2 separate regions of the Homo sapiens genome follow, and region 1 is linked to region 2. A link is an interaction called in ENCODE POLR2A ChIA-PET data of the cell type or tissue named here. Cell type or tissue: MCF 10A. All regions are shown on one strand. Links, peaks and the distances in the headings refer to the core of each region. The heading gives the core; the rest is flanking DNA. Region 1 overlaps CNTF (ciliary neurotrophic factor). Region 2 has its middle 56 kb from the start of GLYATL2.

Region 1 (11,468 bases), core at 1-8,000, 160 kb before region 2:
GAAGACCAGCAGGTGCATTTTACCCCAACCGAAGGTGACTTCCATCAAGCTATACATACCCTTCTTCTCCAAGTCGCTGCCTTTGCATACCAGATAGAGGAGTTAATGATACTCCTGGAATACAAGATCCCCCGCAATGAGGCTGATGGGATGCCTATTAATGTTGGAGATGGTGGTCTCTTTGAGAAGAAGCTGTGGGGCCTAAAGGTGCTGCAGGAGCTTTCACAGTGGACAGTAAGGTCCATCCATGACCTTCGTTTCATTTCTTCTCATCAGACTGGGATCCCAGCACGTGGGAGCCATTATATTGCTAACAACAAGAAAATGTAGCAGTTAGTCCCTTCTCTCTTCCTTGCTTTCTCTTCTAATGGAATATGCGTAGTTCCCTGGGGCCTCGCTTTCCCATCTTAAATTTCTAAAAACAGTTAAGACAACAGGCATTTTCTTTCTTTTTTCTCTGACCACCTGCAGCCTGTTGAAGGACTACAGGTATTTTCATCAAGTAGCGTTGGAGACATACACAAATGGGCATACAAGTTTAGCCTGGGGGGTGTGATTTGTGTGCGTGCTTGCATGTGCTGCAGGTGTAAGAGAGTGGGAGCAGGGACAACGTCCTTCCACTTCAGGGTTCTAACCTTTCTAACCCACTAAGTAACCTCTACAGGCATTTAACTGCCTTACAGACAGAATATACATATGTTAATTCTAGTCCTGGATGACTCGGTCTGAGAAGATTCAATTTAAAATCAGACTCTTTAGTTGATTTAAACTCTTAGAGAATAAGAATAATAATGGCTAACTTTTATTATCTTCTATATTAAGGCAGTATGCCAAGGGTCTTTATGTATATTATGTACAGCGTTTACAACCTTGTGAGCAAGGTGGTGTTACTCCCATTAGGTAGATGAGAAAACAGGCTCACAGAGATTTGGTTAAGCTCACACAGCTAACAAGTAGCACACTGAGTTTGAACACAGATCATTCTCCTTGTAAAAGCCTATGTGCCTTTCACTTTAGAGGCTTGATCATGAATCACTGCACCTCTTTGTCACAGGGTGTTGGAAGATGCATCCATGTAATCTATTCCCATCGCTGGAAAACAGCTGCTGTTAGATGTCCTCAGAAGTCAGTTGCAAATTTTAGCGTTAAAGTCAGGATTTATTGTTCATACTTGGCGGTGAGGAGGGCAGCTGGAGATCTTAAGATTCCATTTTGGAAAATGATTAGGCCCGCCAAACTTCTGAACTTTGGAAGCTGGGGATGTTTAGTAATACAGCCTGGTTTTTAAGTACTCACTAAAAGTTCTCAAATATTGGGTTGGGCACGGCTTATACCAGGTTACCTCACTTTTAATTAGTGATGCAGGCAGTGTAACCCAAGCATTTGTGGACAATGAGTGGAATACTAAAGTTAAAAAGTCAAACTTTCACCTCAGATTTTCTGGACTTAGTCATGAGGAGAGGGTGAGGCCCACTCTGTTCCTACTGGAGATACCAGAGACTCTGAAACTATAGAATAAAGCCTCTGTGCTGCACAACAAAGGGGCAGGCTCTGCTTTTATTTCTTGTAAGAACCAACATAGTATGAAAGGTTGGTCAATGCGGACATTAATGGAAAAGGCCATGTACTGGTGGTGTGATGTGAATCCAGAAATTTTCAAGTGTGTCATTTATTTTATACTTATCAATTAAAACTCAAGATCATGGATTGGGAGACCAAGTTAATTTAATTAACTGGGGCTTCTGTATTCGTAAATGAACCATGAGTCAGGGCTAACTCCCATAGGTTTCATGAGGTGTGGATGAGTAGCTTAGCTTGTATCCTTTCTCACATGGGTGTGTGTACAAAACTCCATGAAGTCACTATTACCAGAGTACTCTGGGCTAGGCATTGTAACAGTTCAGGGAAAGTAAGGCCCTGCTTTCTAATATGCATTTGTGGCAATATGGTTGTGAGTGTGTATACACACACACGTACATTACTGTGATCAGTGATGCAGACAGTGTAACCCAAGCCTTTGTGGACAGTGAGTGGAATACTACTCAAGTTAAAAAGTCACAGAACTCCTTCACCTCACATTCTCTGGACTTAGTCATGAGGAGAGGGTGAGGCCTACTCTGTTCTCACTGGAGATACCAGAGATTCTGTAAACACACAAACACACACACACACACACACACACACACATAGTCGAAATTATAAGTCCCAGGTTTGTTAGGAAGCTAAAGGAAGGAGAGGGGCCCAAAGTAGTTTCCCGGAGGAGGTAGGAGTTGTGTCTCAGTACAAAACTACAAAATACTCTGTACTGGTTGAGTACAAAAGAGAAGTCATGAGAGAAGGGAAGAGGTGATCATTTGTAATTTTGGCACTGAATGTATAGTCTTATTCCATTCAAGCTTTCTCTTAATTCTGCTTAACAGCAGCATTCTCAAATAATAAAATTTCTGCTTATTAATATGAAGCTCTTAGAGCTATCTGGATAATACTTCTGTTCAATGGAGAAATATGTCTACAATTTCTTAATGGGGAATAACTGACTATGAATTTGCTGCATCTAAAATGACCCCATCAATTATACATGTAAAAATAAATTTTTGAAATTTTTTAAATAAAAAATTAAAAGATGTTGCCCCCATACTCCCTCCATCAAAAATGTTTTTAAAAAATGAGTGTCCCCTCTCCAAGTGTTTTTATGTTCAGCAGGTACAGCAGCAGACATCTGCAGAAGTTTCAGAACTCAGTGGAGCTTGGCTTAAGCTCTCATGAGTTGCATGTAAAGGAATATGTATGTATAAGAGGCGGATTTGAAGTGGCAGAGGGTCCACAAAAGGCACAAGTACTAACCACTGAATGGGAGGAGATAGAAAAATGTGTAAGTCACAATTAAGTCACAGAATCACCAAGTCTTTACCAAGTGCATTGTCAGCACTTTGCAAAACGCTGTGTACTTGTCTTTCAGGAAGCATACAATATGCACCCAAAAGAAGTGTGGGGAAAGCTAATCTTAGAAAAAGATAAAGGGGAAATGAGCAGTAGACCATGCAACAAAAATCAACATGTATGAGATCTGAATGTGTAGACATTGCATCATGTTTATTTGAAATGGATAAATAGAAAAAGGGACTGAATGGATTAGTATTCTAGATGTGTGCCTTATAGTAAAGAAGAGGATAACGATGACACTATGGAATTACGTTTTTTTAGGAATATAGAACCCCAAGAAGATTTTGTTCATTAGGTTTTATTCTGTTGATCTGATATGGATAAGATCTCTGGGAAATCATATATGGTATAACTATATAGATTGAATTATAGTTTAAGGTACATAGATTTAGTTTCTAGCCCTAACTCATTTTGTAAAAACAATTTCTTCTGCCTCCTTTTCAGAGAGTACCTTCTGAAAAGTCCTCTGTGGGTAAAGAGATCTTGTTTTCCTGAGTCAAGGAATTGCATGGATGAGAGTTTTTCTTGCATTCATGTAAGAGGGTGATTTGGAAAAGGCTCGCAAATCAGCACAAACTTGAAAGCCAAGCATGGAATAAAATTAGCCTTAAGATAATCAGGTTTAAGTGAAGGGAGAGTTTTAATAAAAATGGAAAATGTAAAGTCATAGCTCTGGTATTGCTGTTATTTCAAGCTGCTATGGATCAATGCCCAAAGGATGACTCATTGTTGTGATCACTTGTCAGACAGGGAGAGGACTAGTAAATATTTCAGGAAGACATATCTGAAAAGTTATTTAGATTGAATTTTGTTTGTGAATCCTCAGCTCCTCATGAGGTACCTGAGCATCTCTGTTAAGGGGTGAAATAGAGACACGGGAAGCAGAGAGACCTCCACCAGGATGTAAAGGGGATTGGTAAAGAGGAAGGGGGTAGGGGGGAGTAGAATTTTGATTTCACTTCAGTTGATTCTGTGTGTGTGTGTGTGTGTGTGTGTGTGTGTGTGTGTGTGCGCGCGCGCGCGTGTGTGACTAATGTACTGTTAATGTACTGTTTAGGTCAGGACATTTCTTAAAAGGAATGCTTTGGCCTCCTGCCTCATCCCACCTCCACTGCAAGCGTCAGACCCACCCAAGAATGAGCTCTCTGAATGTGGGTGCATTCAAAAGCGAAAAATGATAAAAACTTCATTTCTTGGCTTCTGTAGCCCTCTGAGAACTACAGATAAAGACAGAATAAGATAATTTGATGGTTTGATGAAGTGTCTGGGTGTGAGATAAAATCTATGTGCTTATGATTCTTAATATAAAAGATTATTTCGATCAATCTGGTTTGAACACATAGAAAACAAAAGATGCAAGAATAGCTAACAATAAAGTTCTTTTCTCAGCAATACCATAAGTTACTTCTTTTCTGTATCTTTGGATGAATGAGGGGAATTTCAAGTGACTTCAGCATTGGATGAAGCATAATCCTCCTAGCCAGGGCCAGGCCCAATCAAGCGTGCTGAGTAAATCTCCATGGTGCCAGGCCACTCACACTGGGCAAAACTCCCAGGGCCAGTCAGCCTAGAAAAGGTAGATTGCCCCTATATCACCAGGCCAATGCTTTGCCCTCTGAATACGTAGTCCTATCAGCTAGACTGCAGATGAGAATGATTTCCTTTTATATGGCTTAATTGCAAGTAGCTGACCACCCCCCCCCCCCCATTAAGCCTTTGACTTCAAGAGAAGAACCCTGACTAGCCCATTTTTAGTCAGGTTGGAGGTAGAAACCAAATTGTTGAAAATCACATAGAGGAAAATATGAAACAGTTACTGAGAGATTCTGTATTTCTATCCACATATTTAAGGTAGTATGAAAGGGAATAATGTAACATGTCAGGCAGCTCTGCATTATTTTATATTATTTAATCCTCTGACATATCTCTTAGATGAGGAAAATGAGAATGAGCATTAACTTGCCCAAATTTCCTCCTCTAGCACCTGACAGGGCTGGAGTCTTAATTCTGGCTCTAAAGCTCACTTCACTACATCTTGTGCCATAGGACATCTGGTAATCAAAATTCTCTTATTCTGAAATCCATTCTCTGTCTCTAATCCACTCTCCTTGGCTAAAGCCAATACAGGCTTGTACAGAATTTTGCTTTGTAACGAAGTCTATATAAGTTTCTAAACTTTCAGACAAGTCACTCTTTTTTCTGAGCTTCCTCATTTGTGAAATGAAAATGATGAAAAATAGCTAACTACACAGTTGTTATAGACAAATTGAGTATCTGAAATTACTTGTAACTGACATGCAGACATCATCAGGTATATTTAATGCCTCAGGTAGCTTGGATTCAGAGTTGATTGAGGAGCAAGCTCCTAAGTATCTCAGAGAATACCACCTGCTTACCAGGAATGATCTGGCCACAGCCTCAACTTCACCCTATTGTGCCTATTGGCCTTTGGCCACTGGAGGTTGACCCAGCAGTCTCACTCACAGCCTCCAGGAATCATCCACTTCCCTGGAGAGTTACAACCCAGGCCATTCACCCAGGAGGCAGCTTTCACGGTAGGCATGGTCAGACAAGTCCTGGAGAAGCCTGGTAGGCTCCAGAGGGAGCCAAGGAAACATGCCGTCTAAGGAGCTGCCCAGGATACATTAAAGCATGCGTTTAGACTTAGAATCATCCCACCGTACGCCTACACCCTCCTGTTAATACCAGAAGGAACTCAAACTTCATTTAGTTCAATCCCTTCGTTAAACATAACATGAAGAAGCCAAAGAGGTTCAGCAATTTGCCCTGACATCCCAGCTAAAAAGTGGCAGAATGAGACCTACAGTCCATGGATCCCCTGGCTGCACTTTCCTGCTTCTCCATCAAACCAACCTCATTTTAGGAAACATCTGGTCTTTCTTGCTCTCTTGTATGCAGCGCCCTCTAGCTCCCTCAACTCTAATAATCCTTTAGAAGCTCTAGGAACAGCACCTCATCCAGACTTCTTTTGCCACTCCAACCCCCACCTCTACTATAATTTGAGGGTGCTATATTTCATCCTTCCCCTGATATGATGGGGGAAAGATGTGGCCCATTCTGAGGAATGCATTCTGAGTAATGGCTAAATATGTTACTCATTTCAGGGTAAGTGTCGTTTGAACAAGGCACTCAGGGAAGCTTTTTAAAAATAATATTCTGGGCCGGGCATGGTGGCTCACACCTGTAATCCCAGCACTTTGGGAGGCCAAGGTGGGTGGATCACGAGGTCAGGAGTTTGAGACCAGCCTGACCAACATGGTGAAACCCCGTCTCTACTAAAAATACAAAAATTAGCTGGGCGTGGTGGCGCGCGCCTGTAATCCCAGGTACTCAGGAAGCTGAGGCAGGAGAATCGCTTGAACCCGGGAGGTGGAGGTTGCAGTGAGCCAAGATCGTGCCACTGCACTCCAGCCTGGGCGACAGAGCAAGATTCAATCTCAAAAATAGATAGATAAATTAAATTAAATAAATAATATTCTGAAGCAGGTGTCTTCATGTCAGATCAACCCTTATTCCACAGGTAAGGTAAAGGTTTAGGACTAATTTCTCTTCTCTTAATCCCTGACTCCTGTCTCCAAAGCTTGGGATGGTGGTAGCGTTGGAGGTTACACAAATGATACGGTTTGGCTGTGTCCCTACCCAAAATCTCATCTTGAATTGTTTGTAACTAACCTGCACGTTGTGCACATGTACCCTAAAACTTAAAGTATAAACAAAAAAAAAAGAATTGTAATACCCATAATCTCCACATTTCAAGGGAGAGGCCAGTTGGAGGTAATTGAATCATACCCACTCATGATGTTCTCGTGATAGTGAGTTCTCACGAGATCTGATGGTTTTATAAGTGTTTGGCAGTTCCTCCTGCGTTCATTCTCCTTCCTGCTACCTTGTAAAGAAGGTGCCTGCTTCTCTTTCACCTTCCACCATGATTGTAAGTTTCCTGAGACCTCCCCAGCCATACGGAACTGTGAGTCAATTAAACTTCTTTATAAATTACCCAGTCTCTGGTATGTCTTTTTAGCAGTGTGAGAACAGACTAGTACAACAAATAACTTGAAAAGACACTGAAAAAACAAAAAAGGCCAATATTCCCAACCTGGTTCTAATCTCTAAAGCTCAGTCTTTTGAAAGTTTCCTGCCCTACTCCAACCAAATTCAGCAATACATATTGACATCTGCTTTAGGCCAGTACTAAGAGTACAGAAATTAATAATAATAGGAGCAAATATTTATATGGTGTTTACTATGTTCCAGTAATTGTTCCAATTGCATGCATTAATTCATTTACGCCTCACAAGAACCCTGTGAGGTAGGTACAAAGATCTTTGGTTTACAAATGAAGAAACCAAGGCCCAGAGAGCAGATAGGTCTCTGCCCTTGAAATACGGTCTTGGGAAAGACAGCAGGTGTGCAATCAACTGCGAGAGAAGTCTGTGCAGTCAATAGTGTCATGTGGACAACAAAAAGCTGTGGAAGGACAGAAGGAAATATCAAAGAGGGGACCTCTCAAAAGGGGCAATTTGGGAGTAGAACTTGAAGGGTGACTAGGACTTTGCCCTCAGGAAAAAACAAGAGAGGAGTGGGCAAGAACATTTTAGATAAAAGAAGCAGCACTGCACTTGTCAAGGCTTGGCTGCTGAAAAGCATGTGGCACGTCTGGGACCATTCAGCATGACTGAAGTTCAGAGCTCTCTGAGAGCTACAGTAGAAGACAAGTTGAGATGAGTGAAGTGACAACACCTTGAGGAGAGAATCTTTGAAAGGTTTTTGAATGGGGAGTGCCAGCATCTACACTTTGTTTCAGAAAAGTAATTCAGTTATGTCTGTATTGGAGGTGAGAGTGACTGGAGGTAGAGGAACCCATTAAGATGCTGTAATGCTCAAGGTAAGATATGTTTTAGTTATTCGTGGAAATGGTAGAGGCACTAGGAGACAAAGATGAGCACACATAGTCCCTGACTTCTTAAAATGTGCATTCTGGTAGAGGAAGACCAGCGACACACAATAGTATAATTTAGAAGGTGATAAGAATTATGTAGGAAATGGAAAAGGTGATACAGAATTACTGAAAGTAGTGGCCATTAAGGCAAAGAGTGGAAAGCCCACAGGGACAGTTATCTAGGGCCTCATGGCTCTACACCCAAATCATGAGCTGCTCAGGAACTTCCCAGCAATGTCTCAGCTAGTAAAGATCTAAGCAAAAGGGGAGCAAAACTTGGACTGGGAGATTAATTTTTATGGTTTTCTCATTAGTAAAGCCTTAGCAACAGCCAGTGTGAGAGACTGGAACACAAGCATAGCCTGTTCTGTAGGCATTGTTGGTGTATGCCTTACATTATTACTCTGCCATTTTTAAGAAAGCTTTACCATTTTCCTTTCCTTTAATTCTTAAGAGTTTACATTTCCCTGATGAGAAGGAGCTAGGCATGAGTGGGCCTTAGTAGGAGAAAGATAATGTTAAGTGCAGAGCCCCAAGGCAGGAATGAACTTCCTATCTTCAAGGAACTGAAGGAAGGCCAAGTTGGTTGAAGCCAGGTTAGTCAGGTGAGCAGGGGAACAATGCCTGTGCCAAGGCCCTTGAGCCAAAGATTGAAAAACACACCAGCTGTTAAACAGTTGGGTTTATTACTTGTTGCAAAGAGGAGAAATGTACACCTTGGGGAACACTGAGATGCCTCAGTAAGAGTGTGTTAGAACCTATTATGGGATTTAGGCTTTGTTCCGGTGATTTGGGGGTAGCTCTAAGGAAGCAGAGGTTTGCTCTGGATTGGATGCTGTCAGAAAGTGGGGACAATTCTATGGGTATTTTGTGAGTTGTGCATGCGTGACCTTGTTTTTATCCATGCTTAGACAAGACAAAATTATGAAGTGACCTTGTTTTGTTTCATTTTATCATGGTCTCCGAGTAACTTTGTCTGAGGTTGTTATTCTATCATACTGTTTAGATTTTTTAGGCTCACTGGGCTATGAGCCTCAGACTAGCTTCTAATAATATTGCAACCGAGCTGTAAACATCAGATCAATTTTGGACATCAGGAGTACATTTTTTTCTCCTCGTTAGTGACAAGATTATGTATAGAAAGAGATCTGGATTTTATTCTAACTGCTGAGCACAGACAACAGGTCAGTGTGTGATTAGCATTGCCACCTGGATAACAAAGAACAGCTCTCAGATTTAAAAAACAAAACCAAGATATGCAGTCTTAGAATTGCCCCTGCTCTTCCGACAGTACTCAATCCAGAGCAAAGCCACACGTCATTAATTCCTTACCAGAATTCACTAACCCAACTCCAAATCCTACAGCAAATCCCTCCTAACAAACACTTTCTCACTGGGGTGCTCCAAAGTCTCCCATCGTGTGCCCTCTCTCCTCATTGCAACAAGCCAATAAACCCAATTTTGTCTAACTGTGGACATTGTCCCAGTGGTTTGGGCTAAAGGGCATCAACACTGCAAAGAGAAACTACTGGAAAGTTTTACGCAGGAAAGTGACATGATGGGGTATATATTTATTTAAATGAGTACTCAAGCTGCTATGGGCAGATGGGCTTATAGGGGCAAGAGTGTGGGAGAAAAAAATCCGAATGATGAAAAGCCAAATTAAAATGATGAGCAAAAGAGGACAGCCCTGAAAAACATGACAGAGGATTTGGCCTGGAAAGCCATGGAGAAGGATGGTGAGTTTTAGGAAGAGAGAAGAACCAAAGAGCACTCCCTCCCCAACTAGGAGGATAGAGAATAAATTAGGCAGGAAACAAGGAAAGGGGAGTAGATATTAGGCATAGCATAGAAAATTGCCAGCCTAGATTTTAAGTATGTTGAGTTGATTATGGAGAATAGGAAGCATGGGGAAAGGAGTGAAGAGATGAGTGACAGAATGAAGCTGGTTAGGAAGATTGGGGCTCGGTCCTGAAGGGCCTTAACATCATGCTGAGGAATTTAGATTTCATTCTGTAGATATAGATAGTGACCCTCTTAGTCAACATTAGGCCGGGTGCGGTGGCTCATGCCTGTAATCCCAGCACTTTGGGAGGCGAGGCGGGTGGATCACGAGGTCAAGAGATCGAGACCATCCTGGCCAACATGGTGAAACCCCATGTCTACTAAAAATACAAAAATTAGCTGGGCGTGGTAGCGCCCGCCTGTAGTCCCAGCTGCTCGGGAGGCTGAGGCAGGAGAATCGCTTGAACCCGGGAGGCGGAGGTTGCAGTGAGCCAAGATCACGCCATTGCACTCCAGCCTGGCAACACAGCAAGACTCTGTCTGAATAAAAAAATAAAAAATAAAAAAAAATCAATATTAAAGAGACCAAGACAAGAAGAAAGGATAGGAAAGACAAGGAAAAATCTCCGGAGTCATGTCACATCCTCTGCCTTAGTTCTTTTTGTTGTTGTTTGTTTATTTTTTGTTTTTTTTGTTTTGTTTCCTCTGCCTTAGTTCTAAAGGGAGCTAAAAGGGTCCTCTTGTTCAAATCCAAGCACAGAGTCTCCTCTGATTCTGGGTCACTAGAACTTTAGTAGACCTAAAGCATATTGGTAAACCACCCACTTTCTATTTCTCATCTTGGGCAAATTTGCATCTCCTAAGGAAAGTTTCATGTTATTTATTTTACTCTATCCATGCTCCCTCCTCCATCTCCACATAACTAACTCCTGTTCATGCTTCAAGATCCATGTCATCTTTTTGAAAATGTCCCTGACTAGTACCCTGCTATCACTGCTGTCTCCTCTTTGCTGCAACTTTACCTTGTACATTATCTTCCATCAGTACAGCTTCTACTGCTGATTACTGTCACTACCACTGCTACAGACAAGGACATTGAGCTCTGACATGGAAAAAGGTGCTTTGCACACAGCAGCTCTATTAATCCTTAACACAACCCATTGCACTTCCTGATAGCTGATATCATTCTCACTTTATAGATGAGAGAACTGAAGCTTAGAAAGGTTAAATCACAAAGTTGCAGAGCTGCGATTAAAATTTATGTATTTGGGAATACTTTTTCTTTGTATAACTATTATATTACATAACACATTGCATATTAATTATTTGTGTATATAGCTCTCTCCTGGTGGAGTATGGGCTCTTTGAAGGCAGAGGCTATGTATTCTCTGGCATATGATAAGTGCTCACCAAATGTTACCTGATTAAGAGGAGGAAGGCAGGTAGAGATAGTGAGGGAAAGAATGCAAGGTGGTGTGCAATGGGAGAATTACTGTTTCATACCAATGCCTATCAACCTTTTTCATAGAAATGATGATGTTTTTATGGCACACTGGGACAAATTGGGGGATCTAGATTCTAGGAGAAAGCTGCTCTAGGCTGGAGAAAACGGACCATCATAGGTATAGTATCTGTAGCAAGTTCAGTTAACCACTTGGGTTACTGTAGTGTTGAAGGGATCAATATATCCTGGGCATCTGTTGGGCATTCTGTGCTTTATATTAGGCGTTAGTAAGCTATTTCTTAAAGGGCTAGAAAGTAAATGTTTTAGTCTTGTGAG
Region 2 (12,078 bases), core at 2,412-10,411:
AGTCCCTGCACAAAACTTCCTAGAACTGATAAACAACTTCAGCAAAGTTTTAGGATAAAAAATCAATGTAAAAAAATAAGTAGCATTTTTGAAAACACCAAAAATGTCCAAGCTGACAGCCAAATCGAGAATGCAATTCCATTCATAATAGCCGCAAGAGAACAAAATACCTAGTAATACAGATAACTAGAGAGGTGAAATATCTCTACAATGACAATTACAGAACACTGCTGAAAGAAATCAGAGATGACAAAAAGAACTGCAAAAACATTCCATGATCATGGATAGAAAGAATTAACATTGTTGCAATGGCCATACTGCCCAAAGCAATTTGCAGATTCAATGCTATTTATATCAAACTACCAATGACACTTTTCACGTGAAGTACCCAGACATATAAGGCAAATGTTACTAGAGTCAAAGAAAGAGATGGACCTCAATACAAAAAAAGTGTTTGTGGACTTTAGTTACCCAAACTTCAGAATTGAATTGATCATCCAGACAGAAAATCAACAGACACATTTGATTTAACCTGCAATATAGACCAAGTGGACCTAATGGTTATTTGTAGATTATTTTATTTAACACTGCAGAATATACATTCTGCTCATTAGCACATGGAACATCCTCCAGGATAGACTATATATTAGCCTGCAAAACAAGCATCAGCAAATTTTTAAAAATAGAAACAGAGGAACAAAATGGAATAAAACTAGAAATTCATAAAAATAGGGACTTTGAAAAGTATACAAAGACATGAAAATTAAACAACATGCTCCTGAATGTCATTTGGGTCAATGAAGAAATTAAGATAAAAACAAAAACATTTGTTGAAATGAATGCAAATGGAATCATAACATACCAAAACCTAGGAATACAGCAGAAGTAGTGCTAAGAGGAAAATTTACAGCAACAAACAATTAGATACAAAAAGCAGAAAGATTTCAAATAAAGAACATGATAATGCACCTTAAAGAATTAGAAAAGCAAGAACAAAGCAAACCCAATAATGAGCAGAATTTTTTTTTAAATCAGTTTAAGAACAATACAAAGAATCACCAAAACAAAAATTTGTGTTTTTTGAAAGGATAAACAAAATTTTAAAACTTTTAGCTGGATTAATTTGAAAAACAGAGAAAAAACCAAATAAATACAATCATAAATTTAAAAGGAAGCGTAACAACTGGCACCACAGAGTTACAAAGGATTTTAAAGACTACTATATGCCAGTAAGTTGGAAAACCTGGAGTAAATAGATGAATTTCTGGATGTATACAAGCTACCAAGATTAAACCATTAAGATATAGGATACCTGGAACATACAGGCAACAAATAACAAGATAGAAGCAGTAATAAAAAGTTTCTCATCAAAGAAAAGACCAGGACCTTATGGATTCACTACTAAGTTCTACCAAAAAATTTTAAAATACTAATTTTTAAAATTAGTAATACTACTCAAACTATTCTAAAAAATTGATGGGAAAGAAATACTTCTAAACTCATTCTATGAGGCCAGCATTAACCTGATACAAAAACCACGTGAAGAAACACACAAAAAAGAAAACTACAGGCCAATATCCTCATTAATATATATTCAAAAATCTTCAACAAAATACTAGCTAACTGAATTCACTGATACATCGACAAGATTATTCACCATGATCAAGAAGGATTTATCCCAGGGGTGCAAGGATGATTTGACATATAGAAATCACTAAAAGTGATACATTACATTAATAGAATCAAGAACATAAGCCACATGATCATTTCAATAGACGCCAAAAAATAAATCAAGTTCAACATTTCTTCATGATAAAAACTCAACACAATAGGTATAAAAAGGGACTTCAAAACAGTCCTAGAAATAATGAAATTAAAAGATAAAAATAAAAGTATAAATATCATTTCTCAAAGGTTCTATCAAGTTCAAGACACTTTTATAAGTGATGATGCCAGCCATTTTGTTCACCATAAAAGACTGAGAATTTAACCATGTCAATGCAGTCCTTTTTTACATCATTGACTGAAGAAAAATGGGTGTCCTTTAAGATTTAAGATTAGGAAACAAAAAGAAGTCAGAAGAAGCCAAATCAGGATTGTAAGGTGGATGCCTAATAATATTTCATCAAAACTCTCAGAAAATCGTCTTTGTTAAAAAGAAGCATGAGTAGCAATATTGTTGTGTTGTAGAAGGACTCTCTTTCCTGGGCATTTGTTTTATGCTAAAGGTTTGGCTAAATTTCTTAAAACACTCTCATAACAGGCAGATGTTATGATTCTTTGGCCCTCCAGAAATAGAACAAGCAAAATCCCTTAAGCATCCCCCAAACAATTGCCATAACATTTACCCTTGACCAATCTACTTTTGCTTTGACTGGACTACTTCCCCCTGCTGGTAGCCATTGCTTGATTGTACTTTGTCTTTGGGATTGTACTTTGTCTTTGGGATTGTACTTGTAAAGCCATGTTTCATCTTCTATTACAGTTCTTTGAAGAAATGCCTCAGGATGTTGATCCCACTTGTTTAAAATTTCCATTGGAAGCTCTGCTGTTGTCTGCAGCTGAACTGGGAGCAATAATTTTGGCATCCTTGAAGAGAAAAATTTACTCAACTTTAATTTTTCAGTCAGAATCATGAAAGTTGAATCAATTGAGATGTCTACGGTGTTGGCTACTGTTTCTGCTGTGAATTGTTGGTCCTTTTTAGTTCAGGCATGAACAAGATTACTTTTTCCTCACAAATTTATGTGGATGGTCTGCCAGTGTGGGCTTCATCTTTTACATCATCTAATACCTTCTTAAAACAAGTTACCCATTTATAAGCTGCTAATTTTGGGACGTCATTATTCTATAAACTTTTCATAAAGCATGAATGATTTAATCATTCTTCCACTCAAGCATCATTTTAAATTTGGTTTTTGTTTTTGCTTCAAATTTACCAAAGTGCATGTTGCTCTGATAGGGGCTGTTTCCAAACTGATGTTTCATCCTACTTAGTGCGTCAAAGTAGATCCTTTTCATACATGTTATAACAAGTTAGTGTAAGTTGATTTTAGTGCCAAGAAAATGTAAGTTCCGTGCTTACTTTTTGTTATGTTATGTTTTGTTTTTGAGACAAGGTCTCTCTCTGTCACCCAGGCTGGAGGGCAGTGGCGTGATCACAGTTTACTGCAGCCTCAACCTCCTGGGCTTAAGCAATCCTCCCACTTCAGCCTCCCAAGCAACTGGGGCTACAGGTGCGCACAACCATGCTCAGCTAATTTTCGTATTTTTAGTTCAGATGGGGTTTGGCCATGTTACCTAGGCTGGTCTTGAACTCCTGGGCTCAAGCAATCCTCCAGCCTCAGCTTCCCAAAGTGGGCCACCATACCTGGCCCTGTCATAGTTTTTTTTTTTTTTTTTTTTTTTTTTGTATATATAACATGCATTTTCTGTGAACTTTTTTGAAGCCCTCCAGTAGAAGGAACAGTGGAGGCAAAGTATGACAAGTGCAGAGCTAGCATAATCCTGAATAGAAAAAGATTGAAAACCTTTTCTCTAATATCAGGAACCAGACAAGAATGCTACTTTTACCACTTTTTATTTAGCATAGTATAGGAAGTCCCAGCCAGAGCAATTAGGCAAGAAAAAGAAATAAAAGAGGTGGTTTGTTGTTGTTGTTGTTTTTTCCCCCAAGATGGTGAATTAGAAGTTTCTAGCATGCCTCAGCCACTTGGTAATAACAAGATAGTGAATAAAGATAAACTCTGTGAGCTTTAATTCAAGAAGGAATGTGGGACTCCACCAGAATTATGAAGAACACCCCAGATCCTGGAGAGAAGAATGTGGGTGAACAGCCCTTGTTGTGGTGTCCAGCTGAGAAAAGTGAGTAAAGCTTTAGGACATGAGAGAGGTAGAGAGCTTCCCTCTGTGACTCACTACTCTACTGGGACCAAGCAACGCAGGCTGAGGGAGAGCACTTTATTTCTCCCAAGCCCTGGAGATAACTTGGGGAGAAGCTTAGACACAGAGTGAGACACCAAGAAAAGCTACAGTATTTTTCTCAGACCCAGGACAAAGAGCAGGATGCCATTTTTAACATGGGCGCTTATAAAGTCAGCCATTCTTTGGTGACTCAGCAGTATAGCCACACAGGCATTTTCATTTCTGTCCAGAGATTTAAGAGCCTGCTCTGGAGTGGGTTAGAGGCCTCTACAGCCAGAACTGTGAAAAGTGCCTTAGCAGTAGGCCCTGGAGTTGTGTTCTTCCCCATTGCAGGCCTGGCTTCGCAGGAGAGCTGTCTCATCTGCAGTTTTTCTTGGGTGATGAGATTTGCAGCCAGGGCCAGCTTGGTGACCTGGTGCTGGTCAGCATTTGTCATTCCTTGGTGTCCCAGTCTACTGCCCTGAGATCATGGTGCAGTGAGGTCCTCGCCACTCCATCCCCAGGCAGAAATCTAGGCATTCAGAGCCCCTGTGTTGTGGTCAATACTGAGTGTCAATTTGATTGGATCAGAGGATAGAAAGTATTGATCCTGGGTGTGTCTGTGAGGGTGTTGCCAAAGGAGATTAACATTTGAGTCAGTGGGCTGGGAAATGTAAGAAAGGCAGACCCACCCTTAATGTGGGTGGGCACCTTCTAACCAGCTGCCAGCATGGCCAGGGTAAAGCAGCCAGAGAAAAGTGAAGAGGTTAGCCTGGCCTAGCCTCCCAGCCTACATCTTTCTCCTGTGCTGGACCCTTCCAGTCCTCAAACAATGGACTCCAGGTTCTTCAGTTTTGGGACTCCGACTGGCTTTTTCTTGCTCCTCAGCTTGCAGATGGCCTATTGTGGGACCTTGTGATAATGTAATTAATACTTAATAAACTCCTCATTATAAATATAAAGAACAGGTTATTAATTATATAGTCAATATATATAGTATAGAGTTTATTATATATAAAATACTATATATATAATTGGATATATATATCTCCAATTAGTTCTATCTATATAGAGAACCCAAATACAACCTGATTGCATGGACCCACAGCCTGAGCCACCACACTCTTCATGAATATAGATCGTGGGTCAGTGGGGTTATTTCTGCTCCACACTCAGGCAGATCTCCAGGAATTCAAAACACCTCCTTGCCTGAATCAGCAGCCTGAGTCAGCCAACTCTTTCTGTGCATAGATCATGGTACAGTGGGTCCCTCTTTCCTGTACATGTAAACAGATCTTTAGGCATTTGGATCACCCACTGACATGGAGCCTGAGTCATCACCTTTCTGTGAAGAGATCTGGGTGCAGGAGGGCCCTCTCTATGCCATGCTCAGGGAGATCTCCAGACATTTGGAGCACCTGCTCACCCATAACAGAAGTCTGAGTCAGCCTACCCCTCCTGTGCAGAGAGCCTGGTGCAGGGAGGCCCTCTCCACTCCTTGCCCAGGCAGATCTTCAGGCATTTGGAGCACCCACTTGCATGGACTAGCAGCTGGAATTTCCCTACCCTCCTTGTGTGGAGAACTGGGGTTGAAAGTGTTTCCTAGCTCCACATCCAGGCACAACTTTTGGGTGCTTAGTGGCTGCCCACTGAAGTCTCTCTTGATGCTGGTACTCTTGTCTGCAATTGGAGGACCTGTAGGTAGACCAAGATGGTCAGGCCCTACTCACCTTGGCCCCTCCCCCACACAGGGCTGAGCAAGGAACTAAGCTCAGACCCTGTGCACTCCATGAATCAGCCTATTGCCTGAGGTAATAGAGAACTCCCAGCAGACAAGGACCAAGTATAATGTACACCCAGCCAATTTCCCCTCAGCTGGCTCTTATCCATAAGCGCCATCTACTGGCTTGCCTGTCAAATTGCACAGCCCAATACAAAACCTGTGGCTATAGAAGCAAAGTGAAAAGATCCTCCTATCCAGCATTCTCCACAGTCATAACCCCTGGGTTGGGGACGGAAGGAAGATACAATGATTTTAGGTCCCACATCCAGAGCACAGTAGTATGAGGGATGGGCTCCCAAGGCCTTGGGAAGCTCCACCCTTGTGACTTTGAAGGGTGTAGCCTCCATGGCTGCTCTCATGGGCTGGAGTCAAAAGTTTGGGCTGCAAGCCTGAAGCCTTCTGTGTTTGTGAGCCGATAGTGAGTTCACCATCTTTGAGTCTGGAGGGTAGCAGCCCCCTTCCCACAGCTACTCTAGGCAGTACCCTGATGGGGACTCTGCGTGGAGTCTCCAGTCCCACATATCCCCTTGGTACTGCCCTAGAAGAGTTTCTCTGTGAAGGCTCTGCCCCTGTGGCAGAATTCTGTCTGAATACCCAGGCTTTCCCATACATCCTCTGGAAACTATGTGGGAGCTATCAAGCCTTTTTCATTTTTGCATTTTGTGCACCTGCAGGCTTAACACCATGTGGAAGCCGCCACTGCCTATGAATTGTGCTCTCCAGAGCAGCAGCCTGAGCTGTATCTAGGACCCTTTGAGCCTTGACTGTGGCTGGAGTAGCCAGGATTTAGAGAGAACTGTCCCAAGGCAACACAGGGCAGCTGCACCCCAGGCCTGGCCATTGAAATGATTCTTTCCTCCTAGTCCTCTCGGCCTGTGATAAGGGGGGCTGCCTTGGAGATTTCTGAAATGTCTTAAAGGCCTTTTTGCCATTGTCTTGGATGTTAGCCCCTGGCTCCCTTTTGTAATACTAATCTCTCTAGTAACAGGTTGTTCTGCCCACTGCTTGGATTCTTTCTCTGCCAAAGAACCAAGCTACAAATTTTCCAAACTTTAATGCTCTGCTTCCTTTTAAAATAAAAGTTTCAGCTGGGCACTATGGCTCACACCTGTAATCCCAGCACTTTGGGAGGCCGAGGCAGGCAGATCACGAGGTCAATCCTGGCCAACATGGTGAAAGCCTGTCTCTACTAAAAATACAAAAATTAGCCAGGCATGGTGGCAGGCACCTGTAATCCCAGCTACTTGGGAGGCTGAGGCAGGAGAATCACTTGAACCCAGGAGGCGGACATTGCAGTGAGCCATGATCACACCATTGCACTCCAGCTTGGGCAACAAGAGTGAAACTCCACCTCAAAAAAATATGTATATATGTAAATATATGTTCAAATTTTAAGTCATTCCTTTGCTTCTGCATCTGATCATAGGCAATTAAAAGTAGCCACACCAATTCTTCAATGTTTTGCTGCTTTAAAATTTCTTCTACTAGATACCATAGGTCATCACTCTTAACTTCAACCTTCTGTAACACCTAAGGTTCTTGCCTAGCCATGCCAAAGAATTGGGGTTGTGGCTGACCACAGTGAGTGATAGAGACTCAGACTGAGAGAGAGTGAGCAGTAGGTTTTATTGAGCAGAGCAAGAGTACAAAGCTTCCACAGCATGGAAGGGGTCCCGAATGGGTAGCCACTGGTGGTTTTGGGTGATTGCCTTTTAAACTCTTTTAGGCGGGAAATACGAGTGGCGGGAAGATGTTACCAGAGCAAGAAACAAAGGCAGTAAATTATTTTGTGCCATGTCTTAGATTTTGAGGAAAACTGGAATTGCAACTTAGGTTTTATCTAAGTTGACCTTTTATCTTATCTTATGACCTTGCAGCAGCCTGGCAAAGGAGACAGGATCTTACAGGACTTTACAAAGTATGTTTACAAGGAATTGGAATTGGGAATATAGATAAGGTCCCCTGGTCACAGAAAAACAGGCAGTTAACATTTCTTTTACTTTAGTTTCGAGGGAGGGGGAAGGGGGAGAGGGAGAGACGACAGAGAAACTTAACAGCAAAATTTTCTCTGTTTATAGCTTTCTTGGGGAAGAAAACACATGCACAAATCCTGGTGTTAGGAATATTTTAAGCATAAATTTTCAATATTATTCATCCAGGACTGAAGTAAGTCTTCATGCAGGAAATGAGTGAGTTTCATAGCTTTCTGAACCCCTACTCGACCCAGAAAGCCCAGCTGGCACCTCCTCTCACTTCCAGAGGTCCTTAGGATGTGACACAATGCATCCAAGCATTTTGCTAGGGCATAACATGGGGGAACGTTTACTCTACTTCCTAATAACTTTCTTATTTTCATCTGAGATCTCATCATTTTGGACTGCACTGTCCGTATCCCTATGAGCATCTTGGTCCCAACCTTTTATCAGGGCTCTAAGACGTTCCAAACTTTTCTGCCATTTCCTATCTCTTCTGAGCCCTGCAAACTCTTCTAATTTCTGCCTGTTACCTATCTCCAAAGTTGCTTTTACATTTTCAAATGTCTTTATAGCAACACCCTATTCTCAGTACCAATTTTCTTTGTCAATACATTCTGATATTGCTATTAAAAAAAAAAACACGAAGCTGGATAACTTATAAAGAGAAGAGGTTTAATTAGTTCATGGTTCTACAGGCAGTACAAGCATGGCCCCAGCATCTCCTTCTGGCAAAGGCCTCGGGAAGATTACAATTATGGTGAAAGAAAAGAGAAGGTGACATATCATATGGTGAGAGTGGAAGCAAGAGAGAGAATGGAGTGGTCCCAGACTCTTTTAAACAAGCAGATCTCACATGAACTAACTAAGTCACATGACTTGGCACTAAAAAATTTATGAGGAATGTGAATCCCAAAAACCTGAGACAGGTCTCGGGCAATTTAAGAAGGTTATTTTGCCAAGGTTGAGGAGGCACACCTGTGACACAGCCACAGGAGGTCCGGACAACATGTGTCCAAGGTGGTCAGAGCACAGTTTGGTTTTATAGGTTCTAGGGAGACATGAGACATATGCAAGATGAACATTGGTTCAGTCTGGAAAGGTGGGACAACTCAAAGCAAAGGCAGAAAGAGTCAAAGTGGGGAGGGTGCTTTCATGTCATAGGCAAATAAGAGACAAATTTTTGCATTCTTCTGAGTTGCTGATTAGCCTCCCCAAAAGAGATAATCAAATATGTATTTATCTCAGTGAGCAGAGGGGTGACTTTGAATAGAACAAGAGGCAGGTTGGCCCCAAGCAGTTCCCAGCTTGACTTTTTCCTTTAGATTAGTAACTTGGGGGCCCCAAGATTTATTTTTCTTTCACATTTTCCTTTTTTTCTTTTTTTAAAATCTTTTGGAGATTCTTTTAGAACAAAATGAGTCTCTGGTTTCAGGTTTCAACTGATCCATCATGGTTAGGATGGTTTACTCCTAGACAGGTAAGTCTTGAGGCATTAGAAAATGTCATTTTTAGAAGGTTGTGAAGTCTCATGTCCTGTGAAGAGAAAATAGGGGAAGAAAAAAGAAAAACAACAAAAGAACAATCCTAGAAAATCTATATAGGCCACATTACTCTGAAGTCCATACATCAGGAGGCAGATATGAAAGTGGCTTATTTATGTAAATAAGTTGCTATTATTTTCTTCTGAATATTAAGTTGTCTAGCTTCAGTTTGCAGGGCTTTATGAAATCACAGCTTAGTTTTCAGTGACTCCAAATTAGAAAAAATAGGAAAAAAAGTAAGGGAAAAAAATTGAAAACATTATTTTGAAAACTTGTAGCCAACAAAAATTAGAATTCAGTCCAAACTGTAGAAAATAATAAAAATGGAAAAATATTGGACAAGACCAGAATCTAACAGCAGGTGTACTATAGTTTTTGAAACATAATTTTTCTCTCTTCACTTTCTCATATTTACTGAAGACAAATCACGATAAGACTGGTTTGCTTTATTGTACTTGGCCTAATTATTTGTATACAGTACAGCAAGAATAAGTATTTTTTACATAGGCTTTTAAATTGGCTTTGATGGAACTTTGTTTCATAGAAGAAACTTCAGATAAGTCTTTTTTAAAGCTGAGCCCAGCCATGGATTTGTGCCACCAAATACCTATGAGTTGGGTGATCCTCCCCAGATGAGGTTCTTAGATATACTTGGGGCTCCTGGGTCTGTCAGAAAATGATATTCTTTACTCATCACAGGTCAGGAACCCTGTACAGGTGCTGTATAGAAAAAGATATGAGGCCAGTTTTTCCAAGGGGCTTTTTTATGGAGCCAATTGGCTCCATAAGTCAAGTTTGATTCCTTAAAGGAAAGTATACCATTCCAGTCAAAGCCTTGGGAAAATAACCAGTTTATCTAATTGTGTCCTGTTACAAAAGAAAACAAATTCTTATTGCACTTATGCAAATAACTGTATTGTCATAAGTTAAGAATTCTCACAAATAGTTTCCAAATTCTAGAGAAATCAGGTAGAGAGAAACAAATATGCTCCAAATTTTATTCATAGGAGTGTACTTTACTCAATTGATAAAAGCTGCAAATAGCTTAAAAGTTTTCTTGACTCTGAAAAACAAATTTAAAAAGGTTGCTTTAGTCTTCTATTAGTTAAGTTCACACAGTTAACTCCTGTTCTCCTTGATATTCATGAATATTTCAGCTCTCCATGAGAGTCCTGAAAGTTTTTTCCTTTATTCTAATGTTATAATCTTCAAAGTTATCAGAAACCTGCATTTAAGAACACCTTTTGTATTTCTGTAGTTGATTATAAAATCACCTTCTAAAGAAGATCAAAGCAAGACAAAAATCGGCCATGGATGACAAAAGGTTTTAGGGCAGCCATAGTCAAAGACACAATTGACAAGGAAATCTGTTATCTTTGTGGCACACAACAATTTAACATAATTATAATTATTGCTGATAATGTATACTAAGTCATAGCAGAATTATATGTGTCTCCCGTGATTTTGGAACACATTTCAATAGCATATTTATACAAATATACCATTAAAAACTCAAACACTAATTCATAATTGACAATGTTTCGTGTATAATTTTTATGGCAAATTAGCCAAATTATTTCATTTTTGGACTTTAGGAAACCTAATATCTCAAAGGATTAATTAAATCAGAAGAAAACAATTTATAATCTGATTTTAGAAAGTTCATCAAATATCAAACGTTTAAAACACTTGATATCATAGATCATTGTAAAATAAGTCATTCATTTGACCAAAGTGATAACTCAAGGGTTTCATAAAAAAGGTGAAAACCTTTATTCTTTTAGAGAGGAGACTTAATTTTCCAAATAATAAGCCCTAATAAAAACATCATAAAGCCAATTAAATTTGTTTTTCAAAATTATATAAACAATCTATAAAATTTTAATCTTGCCCATAAGACATAACTTCTATGAGCCCTTTATAACCTTTACAACCTTTATTTATGAGTCACTTACTGCTTCAAGAAAACCCTATTTATGTGACACAGGGACCCATATGCTGATCTTGAATCCATGTCTCTTTCACATTAATGATTAATTTGTGGAGAAACTGAACTTATTTTATCTCTCAAAATTAGCCCTTACAATCTCACATTCCCCCCTCTTCCATGATGGTCCCTGGGACTTGAGGAGTTGAATAGTTTTAATTTCTGAACCTGTGTCTCAGAAATGCAGTTTATTTTGATTGGCATCTTTTATGGGGCCTGAAGATGAGTCTTTAATTGCTGTCAGTGTTGAAGAGTTAGCAGTACTTGGTGCCAATTTTAGACCCAGGATTCAAAGCCCTGTAACTTAATGTCACAAGTACTTTAAAAGCACATATAGAAGGCTGGGCATGTTGGCTCATGCCTGTAATCCCTGCACTTTGGGAAGCCGAGGTGAGTGGACCATGAGGTCAGGAGTTTGAGACCAGCCTGGCCAATATGGTGAAACTACATCTGTACTAAAAATACAAAAATTAGCTGGGTGTGGTGGCCCGTGCCTGTAGTCCCAGCTACTTGGGAGGTTGAGGCAGGAGAATCACTTGAAACTGGGAGGCAGAGGTTGCAGTGAGCTGAGATTGTGCCATTGCATTCCAGCCTGGGTGACAGAGGGAGACTCCTTCTCAAAAAAAAAAAAAAAAAAAAAAAAGCACATACAGGAAACACACAAAAATAAAATAACTCTAACCTAAAAAAAATTTTAATCTCACTTTTTTTCTAAGCAAACCAAAACTTAATAATAGTGGCATAGGAATTATTTTGATAAAATGTAAAATCTGTTAGACCAGTTACCAAAAGGCAAAACAAAAGACCTTTTGCCGTGTACAGAATATTATGTTGGAAGAAAACATTTCCTTGAGATCTTTAAGAAAATATGGTTAACTTCAGGCCACA

Evidence for each region. Peaks named below come from ENCODE experiments on the same cell type or tissue, not always from the same donor. Only the 100,000 strongest peaks of a DNase experiment are listed, where the experiment ranks them.
Region 1: POLR2A ChIA-PET joins it to region 2 with 5 read pairs; 1 of 35 experiments calls an interaction of 5 or more read pairs at or near these places.

The regions. Positions count from the first base shown.
Region 1 is chr11:58,624,193-58,635,660 of GRCh38, forward strand. It overlaps CNTF (ciliary neurotrophic factor), which reads left to right. Exons shown (of 2, transcript NM_000614.4): 2 at 1-1,541. The coding sequence ends at 330. ZFP91-CNTF (ZFP91-CNTF readthrough (NMD candidate)) reads left to right here. Exons shown (of 13, transcript NR_024091.1): 13 at 1-1,541. Among named protein-coding and RNA genes, the nearest start is that of CNTF, 7.3 kb to the left of the region's middle. In MCF 10A, for the core only: a CTCF peak has its summit at 5,871; DNase peaks (open chromatin) are centred at 3,659 and 5,849.
Region 2 is chr11:58,782,809-58,794,886 of GRCh38, forward strand. No RefSeq gene overlaps it. Among named protein-coding and RNA genes, the nearest start is that of GLYATL2, 56 kb to the right of the region's middle. In MCF 10A, for the core only: a CTCF peak has its summit at 5,813 (motif pointing left); a DNase peak (open chromatin) is centred at 5,763.